4 separate regions of the Homo sapiens genome follow, and regions 1, 2 and 3 are each linked to region 4. The links are chromatin loops, found by intact Hi-C in ENCODE. Cell type or tissue: mammary epithelial cell. All regions are shown on one strand. Each heading gives the region's core, and the rest is flanking DNA. Links, peaks and the distances in the headings are about the cores only.

The links. Peaks named below come from ENCODE experiments on the same cell type or tissue, not always from the same donor. Only the 100,000 strongest peaks of a DNase experiment are listed, where the experiment ranks them.
Region 1: it touches region 4 in a loop (10-fold over the local background); 7 of 110 quality-filtered maps call a loop at or near these places.
Region 2: it touches region 4 in a loop (4-fold over the local background); 2 of 110 quality-filtered maps call a loop at or near these places.
Region 3: a loop joins it to region 4, with 3 times the contacts of the local background. A loop is called at or near these places in 2 of 110 quality-filtered maps.

The regions. Positions count from the first base shown.
Region 1 is chr3:177,594,327-177,599,931 of GRCh38, reverse strand. The region is part of intron 2 of LINC00578 (long intergenic non-protein coding RNA 578); the gene reads right to left. Among named protein-coding and RNA genes, the nearest start is that of LINC00578, 160 kb to the right of the region's middle. In mammary epithelial cell, for the core only: no CTCF peak of the experiment used is centred there; DNase peaks (open chromatin) are centred at 2,301, 2,801, 3,471 and 3,911; H3K27ac peaks cover 3,465 bases.
Region 2 is chr3:177,291,390-177,296,994 of GRCh38, reverse strand. It overlaps LINC00501 (long intergenic non-protein coding RNA 501), which reads right to left and starts at 2,553. Exons shown (of 2, transcript NR_047465.1): 1 at 2,498-2,553. It also overlaps the pseudogene ASS1P7. RefSeq lists an enhancer at 2,124-3,323. In mammary epithelial cell, for the core only: no CTCF peak of the experiment used is centred there; DNase peaks (open chromatin) are centred at 1,694 and 2,534; H3K27ac peaks cover 2,609 bases.
Region 3 is chr3:177,175,482-177,181,086 of GRCh38, reverse strand. All of the region lies in intron 1 of TBL1XR1 (TBL1X/Y related 1), which reads left to right. Among named protein-coding and RNA genes, the nearest start is that of TBL1XR1, 19 kb to the left of the region's middle. In mammary epithelial cell, for the core only: no CTCF peak of the experiment used is centred there; DNase peaks (open chromatin) are centred at 3,026 and 3,146; H3K4me3 peaks cover 213 bases; H3K27ac peaks cover 1,625 bases.
Region 4 is chr3:177,445,754-177,451,358 of GRCh38, reverse strand. The region is part of intron 1 of LINC00578 (long intergenic non-protein coding RNA 578); the gene reads right to left. Among named protein-coding and RNA genes, the nearest start is that of LINC00578, 6.6 kb to the right of the region's middle. In mammary epithelial cell, for the core only: a CTCF peak has its summit at 3,284; DNase peaks (open chromatin) are centred at 1,728 and 3,178; H3K27ac peaks cover 2,857 bases.

The sequences.
Region 1 (5,605 bases), core at 951-4,950, 150 kb before region 4:
TGTTACAGGAGCACTGCCTGCCAGGAGGTGTGGAATCGTGAAGGGTGGTAGGTAGAGTAGGCACGGGGTGGTATGTAAGTTTGTGCAGGAAGGAAATAAAGAAGAGTATAGGCTTTGCCCAAATGTATGGTGTTTCTGAAGCCTTCCTAATGTCTAACCTATGAGGGCACACGCACGTGGAGCATCCCTGGACCCCCAACCCCACCCTTCCTTCCTCTTGCTCCATTCTTTCCCACACCCTTTCCACTTCTGCCCTTTGCTTGTATCACAGCTTCACTTGTCAAGGTTCTTATATGAAGATCTATTGTGTCATTTTAAAGATTTGTAAGGGCCCACATTGCTAAAACATAAAACGAACAAGAACTGACTTGTGTGCATAGAATAGGTCTCTTTCCTCAGAAAAGGAAGTGGCTTGGGAAAAAAAAATCCACAGGGTAGTTTCCAATATCACTACATTCTGGAAGTCGAGCTAGAGGAAGTAAGTTGGATGCTTACTTAATAGCCCTCACCAACAATGGTTTCTGGGACCAAAATGAATAGCACTTTTTGTTTTATTTTGCTTCTACCTTACTTTATACTAATTATATGAAGTGGGTTTTTCAATGTACTCTCTGCTTTTACATTCTGTCATCAGCTCACTTCCTCCCTCCCCTCTGCTTCCACCAGTTGGGGAAAAGTCTCTCATACATGATTATTGGCAAAGTGTTCCCACAAGTCATTAATTGAATCCTATTTCCCACAATAGCCATAGTACAAATTATTTTACATATCCAATTGCAAAATAGATGGCCCTGAATTTGTTTTTAAGACACTCATGTTATACAACTCAACTAGTATGGATGGAAGAAATCTAGTCTTTAGCATTATATATTGGTGTCCTAGTTCGTCAGGATCAAATTGATAAATATGAGAAAATTAAGCTAGGCGCTAAGTTTCGTGAGGGTATGGACCATTTCTCGCCACCCACCCCAATGCCTAACACAGTCCTGGCATGTGGATGGCATCAATAACATTTGAACTAAAATGTAATCGAATTGAATAGAAGTTTAATGATATCGCCAAGCTTAATTAGGCTGCAGCACTGTAAAAAAAAAAAAAAACTGGATCCTAAATAGACTAGTAGGTTCAGAAAACCCTGTCTGGTGGGTATCCGTCTGCACAGCATAAACAGACTGCTGCATTGACTGGAGAGAAAATAGGGAGGTAGGAATTTGCCTATGCAAAGCCAAGAAGCTGGCACTTTCCACCATTGGGTATGCAACCTGGTGAAATTTGGCAGTCAGTCTTAGCCAAAGGGGAAAGAAGCCACTCTGTCTTTAAGGACAGGCTTTCTGGAGAGACCTGCTTTCAAAAATCTCAAGGCCGTGACAAGTCACCACAAATCCGTCCTTTGCTAAACTGACTCTAAAGTGAAGCAACTGACTCCCTTCTGTGTTCCAAAAGCTTTTACATATTCAAGAGTCTTTTTCATACAGTAGCTCCAGAAAGACCTTTTTGAGTTTTTTTTTTCTTTTTTTCCATTTTAAACATCTTTTGTCTGGCAAATAAAGTCATCCTTCATCATTTTAATGTGTAAAACATTTCCAGCCAAAATGTGATTGAACTGTGCCAGATCAAAGGTTATAATGCAATTTGTCCAAGTCAGTAGGAAAATAGAATGTTAAGCATGAGAAACATTCTGAGACAGCAGGGGTGAAATGTAGTCCCCTCTCCACTGTGAACAGGGTAAGAGAAGATGAAAACCCAGGAAAAACAATTCAGCAAAAAAACAAGAACATTCAAAAGCCCAGAAGAGAATTCTGAAGTGCGGAGAAGACCTGGAGAATGTCATATTAACGATGAGTGGCAACTGAAAAAAAAGAAGAAAACCTTTCAGGAAGTAGAGGATACACGAAGTCAACAGGAAATGAACTGTGGGTTATTTAAGGTTATCTGAGAGCTAAATGTGCCCTAAGTGTGACCCAGTAAAGGAGGAAAGGTCTCTATAGAGATGCTAAGAGGTTGTCTGCTGGATGCATTACAGTGGGTATTAGACTTCTGGTTGTTTTTTTTTTAATCAATATGTGATCCAAGAATCACATCAAAGAAGGCCTCTCCTCCAAGCCCCATAAGCCAAACATAGGCTGCCTACGTTTGAAAGACCTGTACATACACAGATCCCATCCCTCAACTGCCTCCGTGTGTTTTTAATGGACTCTTCACAAGCCTAAACTGGCTATGTTCCAGCCATGAAGCATGAGGCTGGAGAACAGCTTTTTTGTCTTCACCAGCCAAGCATTCACTTCCTGTGAAGCCAGATAGATAATGAGAGGGAAACAAAACCGCGTTGCAGGGTCATCAGTTCAGCCTTGCCGCTTCTAAACAGAAATATATGTAGTGAATCAAAAAAGGCTTGTCTGAATGTGCCTTGGTCGAAGCACTGAGAGTCTACCTAGAGCATTCAGCAATGTCTGGAGCATTTCTGGAAGCCATCCACAGGAAACTGAAGCCACCGCATTGATTTCATAAGGATTCATTCTCCCCAGGCTGCTGGGTTTAAAATGGGCTGAGTGAGCCAGAGTACAAATTCAAATTTGCTTAGGCAATACCGAATCCTGCTAGATTGTAACCCTCTGCTGCCAAACTTCTGGAAAACTGCTTAAATTATGGCCATAATGTCTCTTGTCAGAAAACAAATGGATAAAGTCTTCTCCCACTTCCTGGGAAGAAACCAGTAAGCTGGGATAGCTTGGAGCACACTGGAACATTGCAAACCACAAATGTCTAAATTACCCAGCCAGGTGAGTCCATCCAGTTCTGGTCTGAAATGTGCCCTGAAGCAATACAGACATGCAGAACAGAGTTGCCCTGGCATAGTCAGCAGCGTGGAAAGCTGTGTGATTAAAGCCAAGGGATGTGCATGGGAGTTGTATGAGTGAGCAGAAGGAGGTATAGCTTTTGATACAATCTTCCTCCTTTGGGATGGAACACTTACACCTCTGGTTTTCATTTGCAAAGAGAAAAAAAAAGCAAAAGAATAAACAACAGAAAATATGACTTTGGATGCTTCTTTCAACATCTGAGTAAACCTTTAAGGAGATTCCAGGCAATAGAACTTGGCACTGTGCTTCACAAGTTGGTGTAAAATAACTGGTGCCAAATGCTAAAAGGGAATATCCTTATGACTCTGCATGAAAACTCTGGCAAAGCCCACTCCCTTGCAAAAGGGTCTTCCATGATGCTTTTGCCACAGAAATCCAGTATAATTCCACAGCACTGGGGTCTGGCACCTTTTCCTGGCATGACTCCTTGCTGTACGTATATGTGTATATCCAAGCATCTATGCTTAATGAGCATGCACTCAAATTCTATCTGGCTCGCCTAGTTAACAAGGTTTGGGCAGTCAGGAATATGTTGGGGCAATCACAGCATGGTTTTAAGATAAAAGGAAGGTGTTCTCTTCCTGGAAAGACTCCAGCAGTCCACAACCTAGACAAAGCCACGTCTGAGTCAGAGCCTGTGACCTGTGAATGTGACCAGTTCCCCAGAGTTTCTGGAAGACTTCACTGTAGTCTCCTTCAGCAAGTGAATTGCTCCCAGTCCCACCTCAAGCAAGTTGACACTGAACAGCAAATCTGCCCTATATTCAGCTGAAAATTCATGTTGGTTTGAAAGCCAAGAGGAGGGGATAAAACCTCTTGATGAAGCTAATAGGAGGGGTTTACATAAAGATGCAAATACAGTTGAGAATAATCTCCAAATTGGAGGTGGGGTTATGATTGGTCCTCATCTCTAGAGATATAGACAAAATCATTGCTACTTTAATTATTCATCGACATAACACAGGGATCAGTCACTACGGTTTAATAAGAGAAATTGTATTCTAGCGCCACTGACCTCAAGGAGCTTACAACAGTCATCATAAGCAATACTTGTAGAGGTGTTTGACATTTCACAAAATGCTTGTTGCATGTATCAGTGCAGAGATATGTAAGAGAAACATAAACTAAATGAGAATAAAAGAGTCATTATAAACTGGTGTATAATAATACATCAAATGACTAGTACTAAGAGTCATCACTGGGATATCAGAGGAGAAAATGGCTGCTTCAACCAACCAAAGGATGATTGGGAATGGAAAGTTTATGAGATGGGAGATTTGAAAGAGGAAAAACATTCTTACCAGAGAAGATAAACATCTTTTTTTTCTGTCAGATAACAAACTATATTTTGAACCTTTCTATGTTGTAGGCACTGTGCCAGGTGCTGGATTTATAACCACAAAAACAGAGGGGCAGAATGTCTGCATTTCCAGTGGGCAAGACAGACAATGTGTAAGTAAACAAGTAAATAAACAAGAGAATCAGATAATGCAATAAGTGCCGTGAAGGAAATAAATAGTGATGTGACAGGTCTTTTTTTTTTTTTTTTTAGTTCTCTATTGTGCACGTAGCAAGTGCTCAGTTAGTTCAATCTTATTAAACATGTGGTAGCACAAAACTGCATAATATTTCAAAATAAAAGCTCCAATGACAATTTCACCAACTCCTCTGCAGTTGGAAATCCACCAAGTGTAAATTAACTTTGGCCTGCTGGTTACCCTCAAAACAGCAATTGCATGCCTCCTTCACTCAGTGTTCTGGGCCAAACATACAATCAAAGTAGAACAAAATAATGAGGGCAGAAGAGTCAAATGATGTATGAAAATGAATAAAATATTGTTATAATATTCAGAGGCAAATTTATGATTTATATAGAAAATTTCTAATATATTCGCTAGTCATGACTTTGAAAAGGCAGAAAATGATGTGAGGAAGGCAACCAAAGATTGTCTTCCTGAAAACAGAATGCAACTTCTTCAAAGGTGAAAATCATAGTCATAGAATTGGATACACAGTGCCAAGAAAACAACTTGATTGCTCCCTTGTCACTAATTGGTTAAATAAAACAATTTTATTTCCGTTGTATGATTGCAGTCTTAGTCTGAGGCACACTGTTCCACGTTTAGTCTGATGTTTGACCCCTGTGAAAGAAGCAGAAATTTGTCAACTGAGGCAAGATGTGTTAACAGGGATAACAGTGTGAAAAATATTAAAGTGCCTTCTCTCCAGGCTTAGTGAGACTTTCTCCTGCACCAGTGGTGGGGAGAGTGTTACAAAGGGAAAGCAAAGAGAAAAAACAAAATAATATTCAGCTTCTGATATTCAAATAACATTTTTCAGCAAATAGGCGCGAAAGCAGGCTATGTCAAGAACTAGAGAGAGCATATTCTATAATTTTGCAGAATATCAAAAAGCAAGCCTAAGGAACTCACATCATATTGTATCTTCTATAGTCAGAAAATATACTCCTTTGATCTATTGATAACTAGGCCCTGAGCCTAGTATGATATAGAAGCAGAAAAATCCTAAAGCCCTTTCTTACTGTCCTTCAACATACCAGGAGGGCTGTCTGCTCACTTGCTGGCTAAATGAAAGCAATGCAGCAGAGAACTCCAAGGAAGCCCTAAGGTATCACTGTGGAATAAAACTTTCTATGATGATGTGACAAAGATTCTTTGCTGAACAAACTTAGACTCCTGAACCTTCTCCTAGGCCTATCTGTGCATTTCCTTGTAAAATCCAGC
Region 2 (5,605 bases), core at 582-4,581, 150 kb after region 4:
GTGGTCAGCGAAGGGAAGGGTTGGGGGCAGCTGCAGTGGGGAGCTATAAAATGACAATTTTAAAAATATACATTTAAAAAGGAAGAAGATTTACAGGAAAATAAGCATATGAAAGATGCTCCACATCATATGTCATCAGGGAAATACAAATTAAAACAACAATGAGATACGCACTTATTACAATGAACAAAACCTGGAAGGCTGAAAACACCAAATACTGCCAAGGATGTGGAGCAAGAGGACTCTCATTCACTGCTGGTGGAAATGCAAATTGGTACAGCCACTTTGGAAGACAGTTTGCAGTTTCCAACAAAACTAAACATATTCTTACCATACACTCCAGCTGTCATGCTCTTTGGTAGTTACCCAAATGAACTGAAAATTTATGTCCACACAAGAACTTGGCTCACTGCAACCTCTGCCTCCCAGGTTCAAGCGATTCTCCTGCCTCAGACTCCCAAGTAGCATCACCATCTTGGCCAGGCTGGTCTCGAACTCCTGACCTATGGTGATCTGCCTGCCTTGGCCTCCCAAAGTGCTGGGATTACAGGTGTGAGCCACTAAGCCCTGCCAAGATGTCTTTCAGTAGGTGAATAGATAAACAAACTCTGGTACATCTAGACAATGGAACATTAAGTAGCTCTAACCAGAAATGAGCTATCAAGCATGAGAAGATATGGAGGAAACTTAAATGCATATTACTAAGTGAAAAACACCATCTGAAAAGGCTATGTATTGTATGATTCCAACTATATGACATTCTGAGAAAGGCAAAACTATGGAGACAATAAAAAGGTTAGTGGTTGTCAGGTCTTGGGGATTAGGGGGAGGATAAACAGGCATAGCACAGAGAATTTTTAGGGCAGTGAAAATAATCTGTATAATTCAATAATGTTCAATAATTCAAGGCATGTCATGCATTTCTCCAATCCCATAGAATGTACAACACCCTCATATGCAACTGTGAACTTTGGGTAACAACAGTGTGTCAATGCAGGTCCGTCGACGGGAACTACTGTTCCACTATGGTAGGGGATGTTGATAATGGACGAGGCTATGCATGTGTATGGGAAGGGAGTATATGGAAAATCTCTGTACCTTTCTCTCAATTTTGCTGTGAGCTTAAAAATGCTCTGGCCGGGCGTGGTGGCTCACACCTGTAATCCCAGCACTTTGGGAGGCCGAGGCTGATGGATAAACTGAGGTAGGGAGTTTGAGACCAGCCTGACCAACACAGAGAAACCCTGTCTCTACTAAAAGTACAAAATTAGCCAAGCGTGGTGGTGCATGCCTGTAATCCCAGCTACTCAGGAGGCTGAGGCAGGGGAATCGCTTGAACCCGGGAGGCAGAGGTTGCAGTGAGCTAAGATCGTGCCATTGCACACCAGCCTGGGCAACAAGAGCAAAACTCCATCTCAGAAAAAAAAAAAAAAGTAAAAGGACATGATTAGAGAAAATTGAAACAGCCCAAGTCACCAAATTCCTAAAGAAGTGATATCTGGTTCTATAGTTGCCTATCAGTGTGTTAATGTGTAGGTGTGGAGGCCTGGCTACACCCAACACCTACCTGGGAACCAAACAATTCCTACCAACTAATTCCTCCTTTTAATTCCTAGAGTTGTTGCTTTTCTTTCCCACACCTTTATTTACTCTCCCTCCCTCCTGGAGGAGGAGTTGAGACATCTGCAGATACACCTTCCTGGGAAGGTAACCGGCTAGGTCGTGGGAGTTTGAAGTCCAGCCCAAGCCCTCATCCTTATCTCATTGTCAATTGTCTTATAAGGAAATAGTCCAGGCACAACAATGTCTCCTCTTCCTCCAGGTCATGAGTTATTTCCTTATAGACCTTTTCTAACCAGTCTTACCCTTAAAAAAGGAGCTGAAGAACAAACCTGTGCCATTCTTGATGTGAGATGGGGAAGATTTGGAGGTACTGACCTGTGGAGTTTCCATTAATATGTAGCCGTGCACAGTGGCTCACGCCTGTAATGCCAGTACTTTGGGAGGCCGAGGTGAGTGGATCACCTGAGGTCAGGAGTTCGAGACCAGCCTGGCCAACATGGTGAAACCCCGTCTCTACTAAACACAAAAAATTAGCCGGGCATGGTGGCTCATGCCTGTAATCCCAGCTACTTTGGAGGCTGAGGCAGGAAAATCACTTGAACCCCAGAGGTGGAGGTTGCAGTGAGCTGAGATTGAGCCATTGTACTCCAGCCTGGGTGACAGAGTGAGACCCCATCTCAAAGAAAGAAAAAACAAAGTAATTACTCTCCTCATATAGTTGAGCATAAATTCAGCTAGCATGGACTTGGGGTTCTGCTGACAGGCCTCCATAATATATGCACAATATGTCCATCCAGAATGCATAAATATGGAGTGCATACCTATAGAATTACCTGCCTAACACGTCTTTTCTAAGAATGTATTTCTTCCCCACCCCGACTCTCACAACTCCCACTCAGGTACATTTTTACCACAGGAGTCACTTTACACATACCTTAGGGCCCTGTTCCCCGGTCATTGTTCATTCACCCACAGGTTAGCACTGGACTTAAGCTGGGCCACAGTCCTGCTTTGTGGCTCATAGCCTAGGGATGACGAGCAAGCTGAACTAATCTCTCTTCACTGGCTCCACATTTATTAATAGATATGAACTCACATGCTCCTGGCAAGCATGTCCTCCACTAAGAGAAGAAAGCCACTCTGAAATGAGAGAGTGAAGCCAACATTCAGAGGGGAACATGAGATGAGAAGAATCCTGACAACCTTCTAGTGTCTGGCTTTCAGCATTCAGAACCCAGCTGCATCTCTGCTCTTCCTGTGTCTTGATTATTCAATTATTCCTAGAATTCTATTTAAAAAACAAAAAACAGATCAAAAGAAAATACTGGAATCGGTTGGGTGCCATGGCTCGTGCCTGTAATCCCAGCACTTTGGGAGGCCAAGGCGGGCAGATCACCTGAGGTCAGTAGTTCCAGACCAGCCTGACCAACATGGAGAAACCCCATCTCTAGTAAAAATACAAAATTAGCTGGACGTGGTGGCAGGCGCCTGTAATCCCAGGTACTAGGGAGGCTGAGGCAGGAGAATCGCTTGAATCCGGGAGGCGGAGGTTGCAGTGAGCCAAGATAGCGCCATTGCACTCCAGCCTGGGCAACAAGAGCGAAACTCCGTCTCAAAGAGAAAAAAAAAAGAAAATACTAGAATCCTTCCAATCAGTTGCCCTTCTTACATAAGGTAGTTTATGTTGGGTTTCTAACATCTACAACAAAAAGTTCCTAAAAATTATAGAATGTGACGCTCTTCAGTGCTCAGATTGTGTACTAATGAGACATCACCTGATTCCTGGGAGAAGGAAGTGAGATAATGAACGCAGGATTGCTTTGTCACCTATACAACATGATTCATCGACGATCCTTCTGAAGCCCTTACATTCAACTGACTGAAAATAAAAATTTCTGCTTAAAGACCAAAGGGTTTGCCATGCTTTATAATTTTCTTACTTTTTCATACTTTCTGTAATATCACTTTTTTTGAAATCTTGAGAGTTACCCAGTCTCCTTTAGATTAATAGAAACTTGACTACAGAATCAATGCATGTTATATAGGCACAAGAATACCATTTGTAGAATAGCCTACTGTGGCACTTTCCCACCCCTAATGCCTGGACTCTGAGGGATCTGTGAAGTGGGCAAGACATTCTAGGGTTATTTTTAGCATTTTAAAATCTCTAGCTGGCCGCAGTGGCTCACGCCTGTAATCCTGGCACTTTGGGAGGCCGAGGTGGGTGGATCACAAGGTCAGTAGTTCAAGACCAGCCTGGCTGACATGGTGAAACCCCGTCTCTACTAAAAATACAAAAAATTAGCTGGCCGTGGTGGCAGTCACCTGTAATCCCAGCTACTCGGGAGGCTGAGACAGAGAACTGCTTGAACCCTGGAGGTGGAGGTTGCAGTGAGCCGAGATCGCGCCATTGCACTCCAGCCTGGGCGACAAAGCAAGACTCCATCTCAAAAACAAACAAACAAACAAAAAAACTCTAACGACAATTGTACTTGCACCATATATCTATTTACACAAGTTAACCGTAACATCATATTTCTTTGCTTTGTGCTAAAATTAGATCAATTCAGTCTTCCAGCTGACTAGCTCATGTTGCCCAAGTTCTAATTGGCTGTTGATGATACCCCTGGCATTGCTCTGGTGAAACTTGTGGATCAGACTGTTATCAGGTGGTAATATCCAAACAATACCCATAGTAGAATTGACCTGCAGGGAAGCACAGGGGTGAACAGCTGAAATTAAGGAACCTGTGGCAGTGAATATTGCCTATCCATTGCTATGTTTACATATCTCTGTGAATGAGATAAATATGTTTCTATTTGCTAGGAAAAGATGTTCAAAACATGAGAAAAAAGGGGAGAACAGGCTGGGTACAGTGGCTCATGCCTGTAATCCCAGCACTTTGGGAGGCCGAGGGGGGCCAGATCACGAGGTCAGGAATTCGAGACCAACCTGGCCAACATGGTGAAACCCCGTCTCTATTAAAAATACAAAAATTAACCAGGCGTGGTGGCATGCGCCTGTAATCCTAGCTACTGGGGAGGCTGAGGCAGGAAAATTGCTTGAACCCAGGAGGTGGAGGTTGCAGTGAGCCGAGACCACACCACTGCATTCCAGTCTGGGCGACAGAGCAAGACTTCATCTCAAAAACAATAAGAAAGGTTGTGGGGGAATACAACAAAAGGGGCCTTGGGTGAGGAATGGTAACTTCTGGTCTATGATACTATCTAGGATGGTGGCTCCCTTGGTGTGTTCCCTAGAATACTAATTCTGGGGTATTACAATTGAGTTACAAAAAGAAGAGTTATATGTTTTTTAAAGGGATACACTCACTATGCTTGGGCAACACTGAGCCAGACAAATTTGTTTGTTTTGTTGTATGATTTCTTAGAGCCTTTAACACCTTTGTACTTTGCGAATCTCCAAGAGGAAGTTAAAGTGTCTCCCAGACTTATCTGACCATAGAACCCTTCTTGTTTGCAGCATTTAATGAGAGTATTCCATGAAATAGACTTTGGGAAAAGCTGATCTAAAAAATGCTCATTGAGTGCTTCCTATTTTTAGGACCTGGCTCACATAGACATTGTCAAACAGAGGTGGCTCTGTCAGTTGGCAGAGTCACTTCACCTACCACCTAAAGAGCTCTTCCACCTCCCATCAAACCGCCTTCATTTCCGTCATTAAAATGTCATGTCGGCCAGGTGTGGTGGCTCATGCCTGTAATCCCAGCGCTTTGGTAGGCCGAGGAGAGTGGATCACCTGAGGTCAGGAGTTCGAGACCAGCCTGGCCAACATGATGAAACCCCGTCTCTACTAAAAATACAAAACTTAGCCAGGCATGGTGGTGTGCCTATAATCCCAGCTACTCGGGAGGCTGAGGTAGGAGAATTGCTTGAACCCGTGAGGCAGAGGCTGCAGTGAGCTGAGATTACACCATTGCACTCCAGCCTAGCCAACAGAGCGAGACACCATCTCAGAAAAAAATAAATAAATAAATAATAAATAAATAAAGTGCCACATCTTTGGTTTTTTGCTAATACTT
Region 3 (5,605 bases), core at 932-4,931, 270 kb after region 4:
ACATCCTCTACTTCTAGCTCACTGATGAAAATATCCAGGATAGCGGGTCTGGGGTCCAGTGCCATGGGTCACGCCTCTAATCCTAGTACTTGGTGGTAGGCCGAGGTGGGTGGATCACCTGAGGTCAGGAGTTCAAGACCAGCCTGACCAACATGGTGAAACCCCCGTCTTTACTAAAAATACAAAAAACTAGCAGGGCGTGGTGGCCTGTAATCGTAGCTACTCCAGAGGCTGAGGCAGGAGAATCCCTTGAACCCAGGAGGCAGAGGTTGCAGGGAGCTGAGATCATGTCATTGCACTCCAGCCTGGGTGACAAGAGCAAATCTCCGTCTCAAAAAAAAAAAAATTCCAGGGTAATCTGAGATCTTGGTATTTAGAGACATTTGGTTGGGATGAGGGGTCTTGGTAGATTTGATTCTGTTATCATTTGGAACCTTCCAAAGTAGAGGATGACGCATTTGTTTTTGAGCTACTTTCTAGAAACCAGAATTTACTGTCAGAGAATATAGGATTTTCGGTTTTAAAACTTTGAACTTAAAATGATTGCAACAGTATTTTAGTGATATTCTAAAAAATATTTAAAAATAAAAGTTTAAAAAAGTCGTCAGCAGATTAAAAAAACTCCAAGGAGAGTAATATTTAAATGAGTAACATTTTTGTTTTCCTCTGAATGTTGTTAAAACAGACAAGGTACTATTAAATGGGGGGGGGGGGAATGAACGTATTTATGGGCTTTTCCCTTTTTTACCCTTTGTTTACTTGTCTGTAGATTAAAGTAGGTACTTTAATCTTTTGTATCTCTGGGCTCTGTTTCTTGTAGTGGGTATGCTTTTTTTTTTTTTTTTTTTTTTGAGACGGAGTCTTGCTCCGTCACCAGGCTGGAGTGCAGTGACACGATCTCAGCTCACTGCAACCCACGCCTCCCGGATTCAGGCAATTCTCCTGCCCCAGCCTCCCAAGTAGCTGGGATTACAGGCACGTGCCACCATGCCTGGCTAATTTTTTGTATTTTAGTAGAGATAGGGTTTCACCATGTTGGCCAGGATGGTCTCGATCTCCTGACCTCATGATTGCCTGCCTTGGCCTCCCAAAGTGCTGGGATTACAGGCATGAGCGACTGCACCCAGCCTGTAGTGGGTATGTTTTTTAATTTGTTGCTTCTCTACTTGGTTTGTTCCCTTTTTTGTGTCAGATATGCTGGTGAATCTAGCTGCCTCATTTTATCTAGCCTCATTTGCCTTTCTTGCGTTTTCTTCCAGATGATTCATGTGTATTTTGCTAGTAGATATATCGGTTGGTTGGCTCCTTTGTTCTGACAAATCAACATAGAAGTGACTTGTTACAAGTGAGAACTGGTAATGACAGGAACCATAACAGCATGCTAATGGTCTTTGATAAATATGGTGAATGCACATGGTAGAATTTAAAGGTCTTGGTTTGAAGCCCTCCCAAGAGTAGTTGCAACTTTGAGGTTGGGTTTAGGAATAACTTCTGCAACCTTTAGCTTCACTCCTGGGAGAAACTTTGGATACATTTTACCTGCCTCTCTTGAGCTTCAGTTCCCATATTTGCAAAATGCCATGACTTATCTCTTAAGAATTTAGTTAGAATAAAACAGATACCGTAAGTTAAAAGAATACTTGGTTGTGCTCCAGCGTGTGTCTGTATCCGGAATAGGCTCATATGTAATTGGTAAATACGAGAATTATGTCAGTACAACAAGGAGATTGCTCTGGTTCATACGTGATTTTCCCCAGCATATTCATGTTTTGCATCAGGTAACAATAGTCGAGCTCAAAGTACACTAAGAGCTGAATGAAACAAGCCATGGTGGCCACTTGTGAATTCTTCCTGTTGGCCTAGTTTGGCCATGTTTTTAGTCTTTGAAGTTTTTGGAGGGGGTTGTTGTGCGATTCTCCCCCATCTCTTCACAGCCCCAAGTATCTTTTTTTTTTTTTTTTTTTTTTTTGAGACGTAGTTTCGCTCTTGTTGCCCAGGCTGGAGTGCAATGGCGTGATCTTGGCTCACTGCAATTGCCACCTCCCGGCTTCAAGCAATTCTCTTGCCTCCGCCTCCCGAGTAGGTGGGATTACAGGCACCCGCCACCACACCCGGCTAATTTTTGTATTTTTAGTAGAACGGGGTTTCACCGTGTTAGCCAGGATGGTCTCGATCTCCTGATCTCAGGTGATCCACCAGCCTCGGCCTCCCAAAGTGCTGGGGTTACAGGCGTGAACCACTGCGCCTGACTGATAATCAGGTTATAAAAGAAAAGAAACCACAGCAGTTCCATGGGTGAAGAATATTTATACCCTACCCAGTTTGATCCTGGAACCTTTTCCACAACTTGTCTTAAAATATGGTCCCATCTCCTTTATTTTTCCAATAGATCGCTGGATTCCTGTATAATTAGGGCTTCTCCATGTTGGTCAAGCTGGTCTCGAACTCCTGACCTCAGGTGATCCGCCTGCCTGGGCATCCCAAAGTGCTGGAATTACCTGCTTAGTGTGCTTCCTTCACCTGAAAGTTGTATCTTTATTAGGAACTTAATATTAAACATTTTTATTTGTATTTTTATTCACATTGCCTTTGTTAATATTTTGGTTACAAAGTGGCATAGGGATGGTCTTCCTTTTTTTTTCTCATAAAGTGCTTGTTACTTTTAGCATGTGACTGTGTAAAGTCAAGTTTTCCGGGAATGCTTATATTGTTTTATAGAGTGCACAGAAGAAACATTTATACTTATTTTTAAAATCTGGTACTATATTAGATGCCCAGTAAATGTCATTTTCTTCTCTTTCCCCTTCCTTTAAGGGTTTTTGATCACACTCAGTATAAAGTTCAAACATCTTAGCCTATGAGGGTCCCTCCTCCCCAAACTCTGCTGTGCGATCTGGCCCCTGGCCACCTCACAAACCTTATCTTGTTTCACCTTGTTCACCGTGCCCAGCCATTCCAGCTCCACACCCACTGAACAAGCTTATTCCTGTCTCAGCGTCTTAATTACTTTGTTCTTTGCCTCATACTCTGCCCTGAGATTGTTATATAGCTGATTCTTTTATGTCATTCCCTCTCAGTTCCAATGCCAACACCTCAGAGAGGTTACACTGAAATTACTGCCCACCCGCGGCAGTTTTCAGCCATCAGACCCTTATTCTCCACGTTGCAGTTTTGTCTCTCTGAAGTAACTTTGATCATTGTTTTTTTTTTTAAACGTCCCTCCAGAATTTAAACTGCATGAGAACAGGGAGGGGCTCTATTTTATGTGTCATTCTGTCTGCAGCTACCTAGAACAGGACCTAGCAGGTTCGTAATAAATAGTTGAGTGGATTGTTGTCTTAGGTATGTTTTCATGATTAGCTGGTAGTCTTAAATTGGTTCATCCTTATAATTAGAGTACTGGAAATAATTTATTAAAAGGTTAGCATTTAGGGGAGGGTCAGAAGAGGTTTTACTAAATGTTGAAATTTGGAAGCCCAGGGACATATGTGAGTGCCATACTTAAAGATGGCAATCGAGTCAAATAATAGAAAAAACGGGTAAATGGATAATTGATGGACCAATCTGAAAATGTGCTTTGTACTGATGATAATCATAAATGAGAAGTTAATGTTTTATTTTTATTTTTATTTTTTTTGAGATGGAGTCTTGCTCTGTCGCCTAGGCTGGAGTGCAGTGGCGCAATCTCGGTTCACTGCAACCTCTGCCTCCTGGGTTCGAGTGATTCTCCTTCTTCAGCCTCCTGAGTAGCTGGGATAACGGGCGCACGCCACCACACCCGGTTAATTTTTGTATTTTTAGTAGAGATGGGGTTTCACCGTGTTGGTCAGGCTGGTCTCGGACTCCTGACCTCGTGATCCGCCTGCTTTGGACTCCCAAAGTGCATGGGTCAGAACTCCTTTAGTTATATGATAGAAACTTCATGCAAACTTTTGGCTTAAGTTAAAAAGGGTATTCATTGGCATTGGCATATGGAATCCAAAAGTGGACTGATTGATTGGGAAGAGCATTGAGTCAGCTGGGATTTAGGAGCAACCGGAACCAGACCCATTTGGATGCTACCAGTAATCTCTGTCAACAGCCCTGCTATTTTCCTTTTTCAAAAAATTGAGATGGCTTCCCTTTGTTGCCCAAGCTGGAGTAAAGTGGTGCGATCACTGCCTCCTGCAGCCTTGACCTCCTGGGCTCAAGGAATCCTCCCACCTCAGCCTCGTCAGTAGCTGGGACTACAGACGTGCCCCACCATAGCCAGCTAATTTTTAAATTTCTTTTTTGAGACAGAGTTTTTCTTCTGCCCAGGCTGGAGTGCAGTGGCGCAATCTTGGCTCACTGCAACCTCTGCCTCCCGTGTTCAAGTGACTTTGCTGCCTCAGCCTCCTGAATAGGTGGGATTACAGGCATGCGCCATCACGCCTGGCTAATTTTTTGTGTTTTTAATAGAGATGAGGGTTTCTCCATGTTGGCCGGGCTGGTCTCGAACTCCTGACCTCAGGTGATTCACCTGCCTTGGCCTCCCAAAGTGCTGGGATTACAGGTGTGAGCCAGCTTGCCCAGCCATAATCAAACATTTAAATAATATTAGCATTTAAGAAAATTAACCAGTGGCTCACACATGTATTCCCAGTACTTTGGGAGGCCGAGGTGGGTGGATCATCTGAGGTCAGGAGTTCGAGACCAGCCTGGCCAACATGGTGAAATTCCGTCTCTATTAAAAATACAAAAATTAGCCAGGCATGGTGGCGCAAGCCTGTAATCGCAGCTACTCGGGAGGCTGAGGCAGGAGAATCGCTTGAGCCCAGGGGGCGGAGGTGTTGCAGTGAGCCGAGATCGCACCACTGCATTCCAGCCTGGGCGACAGAGCCAGACTCCATCTCAAAAACAAAAAACAAGAAAATTAACAAGTTACATATTCTGAACAACTTATTATTTTATTGATTTTTATTTATTTTACTTTTTAAATTTTCCCCCAGATATCAGTGCTGCAAATTTATTTATTTGTTTATTTTAATTAATTTTTTTTTTTTTTTAGAGACAGAGTCTCGCTCTGTTGCCCAGGCTGGAGTGCAGTGGCGCTATGTGGGCTCACTGCAAGCTCTGTCTCCTGGGTTCACCCGCCATTCTCCTGCCTCAGCCTCCTGAGTAGCTGGGACTACAGGCGCCCACCACCACGCCCGGCTAATTTTTGTATTTTTAGTAGAGATGGGGTTTCACCGTGTTAGTCAGGATGGTCTCGATCTCCTGACCTCGAGATCCGCACGCCTCGGCCTCCCAAAGTGCTAGGATTACAGGCATGAGCCACCGCGCCTGGCCTGAATAACTTATTATTTTAATGCTTCATTAGGTCACCAAAATAAGTAAATGGGTTGCCATGTAGAATAAGCCTTTTGTGACTTAAGATATTTGTTTCTGGATTTCAGTTGCTTCATCCTTAACACGTTATGTTGAATCTCTGAGAGGTTTTTTCTGGACCTAATGTTCTTTAACCCTATGATTGCATATATAATTTAAAAAATTAAGTGTGTTCACCCAAATTACAGGGAGTGTGTACAATACTGATCTCTGCCTGCACTGGTTTTTCTTAAAACATTTGCGTTTTCCAGGCACG
Region 4 (5,605 bases), core at 1,104-5,103:
GCTTACACAAGGAGTAACCGAGGCAGAGTAATCCAAACACTGCATCCCCTTTTCTTATACATACAAAGCCTGGCACACCGGGGCTGTTGAGAAACATGAATTAGCCCATCTCTGACATAAAGCCTCGGCAAAATAAGCGTCTGCTACACGTAACTCAAAGTTCTCTGCCCTTCCTCAGAAGAACGTGGCTTACTGGAAGCCAAATTCTTACAAGGAGTACATCAAAGAAGAAATCTATTTCCTTGGGTTTTTAAAATTATTATTTTGTTTCTCATTACACAGACAGCATTAACGGAACACCAAGGAAGAGAAAAAAGAGTTACCACCCATAATCCTGCCATCCGATGAATATTTCTTGTTTTGTTTTGTTTTGTTTTTGTTTTGTTTTGTTTTTTGAGATGGAGTTTTGCTCTGTCACCCAGGCTGGAATGCAATGGTGTGATCTTGGCTCACTGCAACCTCCGCCTCCCAGGTTCAAGCAATTCTCCTGCCTCAGCCTCCCGAGAAGCTGGGATTACAGGCACGCACCACCATTCCTGGCTAATTTTTGTATTTTTGGTAGAGATGGGGTTTCACCGTGTTGGCCAGGCTGGTCTCAAACTCCTGACCTCGGGTGATCCATCTGCCTCGGCCTCCCAAAGTGCTGGCATTACAGGCGTGAGCCACCATGCCTGACCCCAGTGAACATTTCTATTTGCCTGTAAGCATCCGTTGTTTTTCCAAAAATAAAATTGCACCAGGTGATTGTATCAATATGTATTTAACTTGCATCCTGTTGGGCCATGAGACTTTAAAAGATGGTACAGGCCAGGCGCAGTGGCTCACACCTGTAATCTCGGCACTTTGGGAGGCCAAGGCAGGAGGATCGCTTGAAACCAGGAGTTTGAGACCAAGCAACATAGCGAAACCCCATCTCTACAAAAAATACAAAAATTAGCCTGGCTTGGTGGCACATGTCTGTGGCCCCAGCTACATGGGAGGTTGAGACTGGACGATCATTTGAGCCCAGGAGGTCAGGGCTGCACTGAGCCATGATGGTGCCACTGCACTCCAACCTCAGTGACAGAGTGCAACCCTTACTTCAAAATAAATCAATAAATAGCCCAGGCTCTGCAGTCAAACTGGGTCTGAATACAAGTTCTGCCATTATTGGTCTAGGAAACTGAGGCTGGTTATTCTCTGTCTCTGGGCCTCCAATTTTATCTGTATATAAAAATGAGAATGATGCTAGCACTTCCTTCAAAGGGTTATTGTGAGAAGTAAATGAGACAGTGCATGAAAAATCCTTAGTGTCACACTTGGCCCATCATAACCACTCAATAGATGTTGACTGTTTTATTATTTATAATAAATTCATCTTTAGCTAATACCATTATGCAAGAAGATAAAAGGAAACCCTTCCATTTCCTGAACAGGGGTGAGACCTGACCTGCAATTTTGCTCATAGTTATGCAATTTCCCCACCCATCTCTTTTCTTTGCAGACACAGGGTTCATAGCCACAGCAGGTGACGGTGCAGGGCCCTGAGCTCTGATCTTGCGTAACAGAAATAGAGTCTGCTCTTGACCTGGTCACCCAGAACCACAGCATTGAGAAAGAAAACTTAGACATCCAGCTATGTCCAACTGCCACATTGAGTCAAAAGGAAACTGAGGCCTTGAGAAAGGAGATTTGCCTGAGGAAAGGGCTCAACCACAGTCTCCCAACCCATTTGCCTTTGTTCATTGCTTGGGTGCCACTGCAAGTCTGGCCCTGTTTACAGCACATTGCAGCTTTCTACAGGAATTCATCCCATTAACTTCACTTCTCAGCCCTGAAGCCTTCCTCGGTCTCCTTGCTCCTGTGCTTCTGTGGTGAGGTCACCTTTTCTGGAAATCCCTGTGATTTCTTTCCACAAGCCCTCAGCTATGCATGTGGCAATGAGGTCAGCTGAAACTAATGATGACGTGTTACGTAGAAATAAGTAAAATCTTAGATTGAGCTCAGACAAAACCACATTAAAATCTCAAATGTCATTTTCTTACACTTCAAAAATAAAATGTCAGGACCATAAGGCTCTTCTCTATTCTCTTCTCCTTTGTCTTTCAGTTGCTTTTTGTATCTGAGTGTATTTAATTGTGCATTTCTTTCCTCTGGCACTAGAAGGACCCAAATTTTTCTAATAGATCATTTCGCGGTAGTTACAATCTGACCTAAAACAGGAAATACTCAGTAGTTCACAGTAAGGAAATCTATTCTCAAGAAGAAACTCGTAACCTATCAAGGGGTTTTATTGAAGCATGAATAAGCATTTGAATTTCAGTTTATCTACAAATCTATCACTACTGTTAACCAAAACAAAACAAGTTTTCAGTAAAAATTGTCACCTGAAGTAATCTTTATAAAAGCTTGAAAAATGGACTGGCCTCAGCCCAGTTGACCAGCTTTACTCCATAGGTGTTTGTAGCTTTGCTTGTACACGTAGTGTGTTAAAGTAATACGCTTTAGGCTCTGTCCATTTTTGACAGAAGGACCCCAAACTATGTGAATATAAATTTTTTTAGTAGTTTAAAGAAAACTAGCTTCAGAAGTTCTCAATATCCTGCATCCACTAACTCAAATTATCTTAGTTGGGTGTTGCCAAGTAGAAAGAAATGAATAAAAATGATGCACAATTAACCCAGCTTTACTATAAAAATGCCTCAAAAACGGCACAGTTCTCTTGAATAGTTCTCTTGAAGAGGCTCACGGTACACTACAGCTCAATCTGAAGCGCATTTCCACAAGTATCAAATTAGTGTTCATTAAGGTAATAAGATGTTTACTGGGTTGACTTTTGTTCTTTTTATAACAGTGTTGGGTTTGTAGGAAAATCTTATTTCTCATACTCACTCTTAGGAAGACTCATTCCTTTTTTTCCTCTCCACGTGCCCCATATTTTTTATTATGCAGACTCATCTACCTATTACCATTCTCAACTCATAGCCAGGGGAAAGAAGCTCTGCCCTGCACATTATACATAAAATCAATACATATTTACCACACAACCACTGTGTACCCAATAGAATACAAGTTGCTATGAAAATGGAAAATACCTGTACTTGACTCTGGGACTTACCATCTACATATTTCCTTGTGACCCAGGTGAGTACAGCCCGAGTGATGAGCTCAGTGCAAAGCAGGGGAGGAGGCCTGCCTAAGAACAACAGTGGGCTCTTTGCCAGGCTTTTCTGCCTTTCCGGGAGCTGGAGCAGGTCAGGGCAGGTCCTCACTTTGAGGAGCCAGATTCCAAGTCTTTTACATGAGCACCTCCTGATAGTGGCTACCGTTCACTGCCCTCTTGCTTTGGGCCAAGCTGAGACATTCAATTTTTGCCACAATCTTATCATGTAGGTATTATGATTCCCATTTTACAGATGTGGAAACTGTAGCACAGATGGGTTACATTGTTAAAGGTTAAATAGCTTTAAAAAGTGGCAAACTCAGAATCTGAACTCAGGACTGACTCCAATACCAAACTTCTCAATCAGATTCTAGTCACCTGCTTTGCCGGTGTCCTTACTTGAACATCCAACCTCATCCAGGCCTGCAAAATCCTTCCCATCCATTAACAACAGACTTAATATAAAGAAACAGAAAGCAAAAGCTTTAAGCCAGAATGTAAACCTTAGTTATAGCCATCAACAACTTCTCTTTTACTATTATTATTGCACTAAGCTATACAACATGAAATGTTGTTGCCCAGAGTTGTACTAAAGATATATTGACTAAATATAAAACTAGCCCATTAACTTTTAAGAATTTTCTTCTCCAAATTCTGTACAGAATGTGCAAATTAATTAAGCCCTAGTGCTATAAACTTGAGAAAATCAGTCTTAACCAGCTGAGGAGCCACTATGTCATCTGGTAGTCAGAAATGACCAAATAATTAAGCATATTTCTGATATAAAAAAAGCACAGAAACATTTTATTATAAAATAACAGTACTTTTATCCAAATGACCGAATAAAGGTTGCTGCCTGATTCTCAATATTTTTAAACTGTGTATTAGGTCTGGAATTGATATTAGGTTTCCCAAGTCCGTCAGTTCCTCCACTACTGACTTAGCTGGTGATCTAATGTCAGGGAAAACACTTGTTTGTCTGATTTTTAAATGGATTATTCCTAGAAGATAATAATAATAGCAATAATGCTATTGCTATTATTTGGTCACAAAGAGGATGATTTTGTTGTCCAACAAACCTAGGTTTATACGTGAGCTGTATGATGTAGTAGCAAATGTTTTAACTTCTCCAAACCTCACCTGTAAAATGGGGGTAATAAGGACTCTTCAGAGAGTCTTTGCAAAACCCATTTAGGGTAGTGCACATGGTACATCATCCAGCCCACAGTGAAGGCTATTCAATAAAGGGTAGCTAATATTATACAGTGTTTATGGAAAAGAGAAAAAACGGTAGTAGGGGTTTTAAAGTTCGGGTTCCTTAGAAGGACAATGATTGACTTGGGATTCTCATCTTTGATTTTTTTTTCAGAGGCACTCGCATTCAGTATTTCATCCATCATAACCCCATGCCCGTGTTGTAGGCCATTCACACATATGGTTCCGGCTCTGGTACGCCAATGGGGATGGATGGCTCAATAGGAATTGCCGTGTTTTTATGTTTTAAGTGCTATTTATCCCTGAGGCTTTCAGCATGTCGCTCTATTTCAAAAACAAGTGGTTCACGTGTCTTGAAAACGATGTGCTGAGGATCACTGTCAGAGATTCCGTTTATTCACAAAAAGGTCATTAACTTGGAGAGAACCTTATTTTTACTCCAGGCTGGTGTGAATAAAGTCTGGCTGCTTAATGGTGCTTACTGCCAAGCTGTCCTGAGGTCAGCGATCCTTTCACAGTTCATTCATGAGACTGACGGACATTATTGTGATATGTTGCATAAGAAAACCCTCTCAGTTCCCTAAATACATTATATTAATGTAGTGCCATAGGACATGGAAACCGAAACACTGAGGAAAAAAAATGTTTTGTTATTCCTTCAGGAAAGACTTGTGAGTTGGCTTTTTGGTCTCTCGATTGCTATTATCAAGGCCCCTTCCTGCTTTACAGTCCAGAGTCTGCCCAAGCTAATTGCTGCACTGAATAACAACTCACTGAGGAACTCGCCAGCCTGGGCAATAAGGAGTCGTGGCTTCTCTACCCTGGGCTGTGCCACTGCTCATTGTGTGACCTATACAAGCTACCTAAGCACTCTCAGACTCTATTTTCCTATCCAAAAAACAACAACAATGTCATCTTTAAGATACTATACCCCAGCTCTACAGCCCTATAATTCTCCTTCTATCCTTTTCATAAATACCTCTTTGTTATGTATTTTGTTTCTCTAGTGATGACTAGTATAGAATAAATAATTGCTACCTAGAAGATGTAATTAAGTTTATATATTATTTTCTACAACTAATATGCAATGGATTTTAATTTTATTCATAATTACTAACTTCAGGCTTAAAAAAATCTGTGTACTAAGTGGGAATATTGCACCATTTTTATAGCCTCTTCTTCTCATGTCAATAAAATAACATAATAAAACCCCACCCACACAGATGATAAGCCTCCCTCTATCACCAG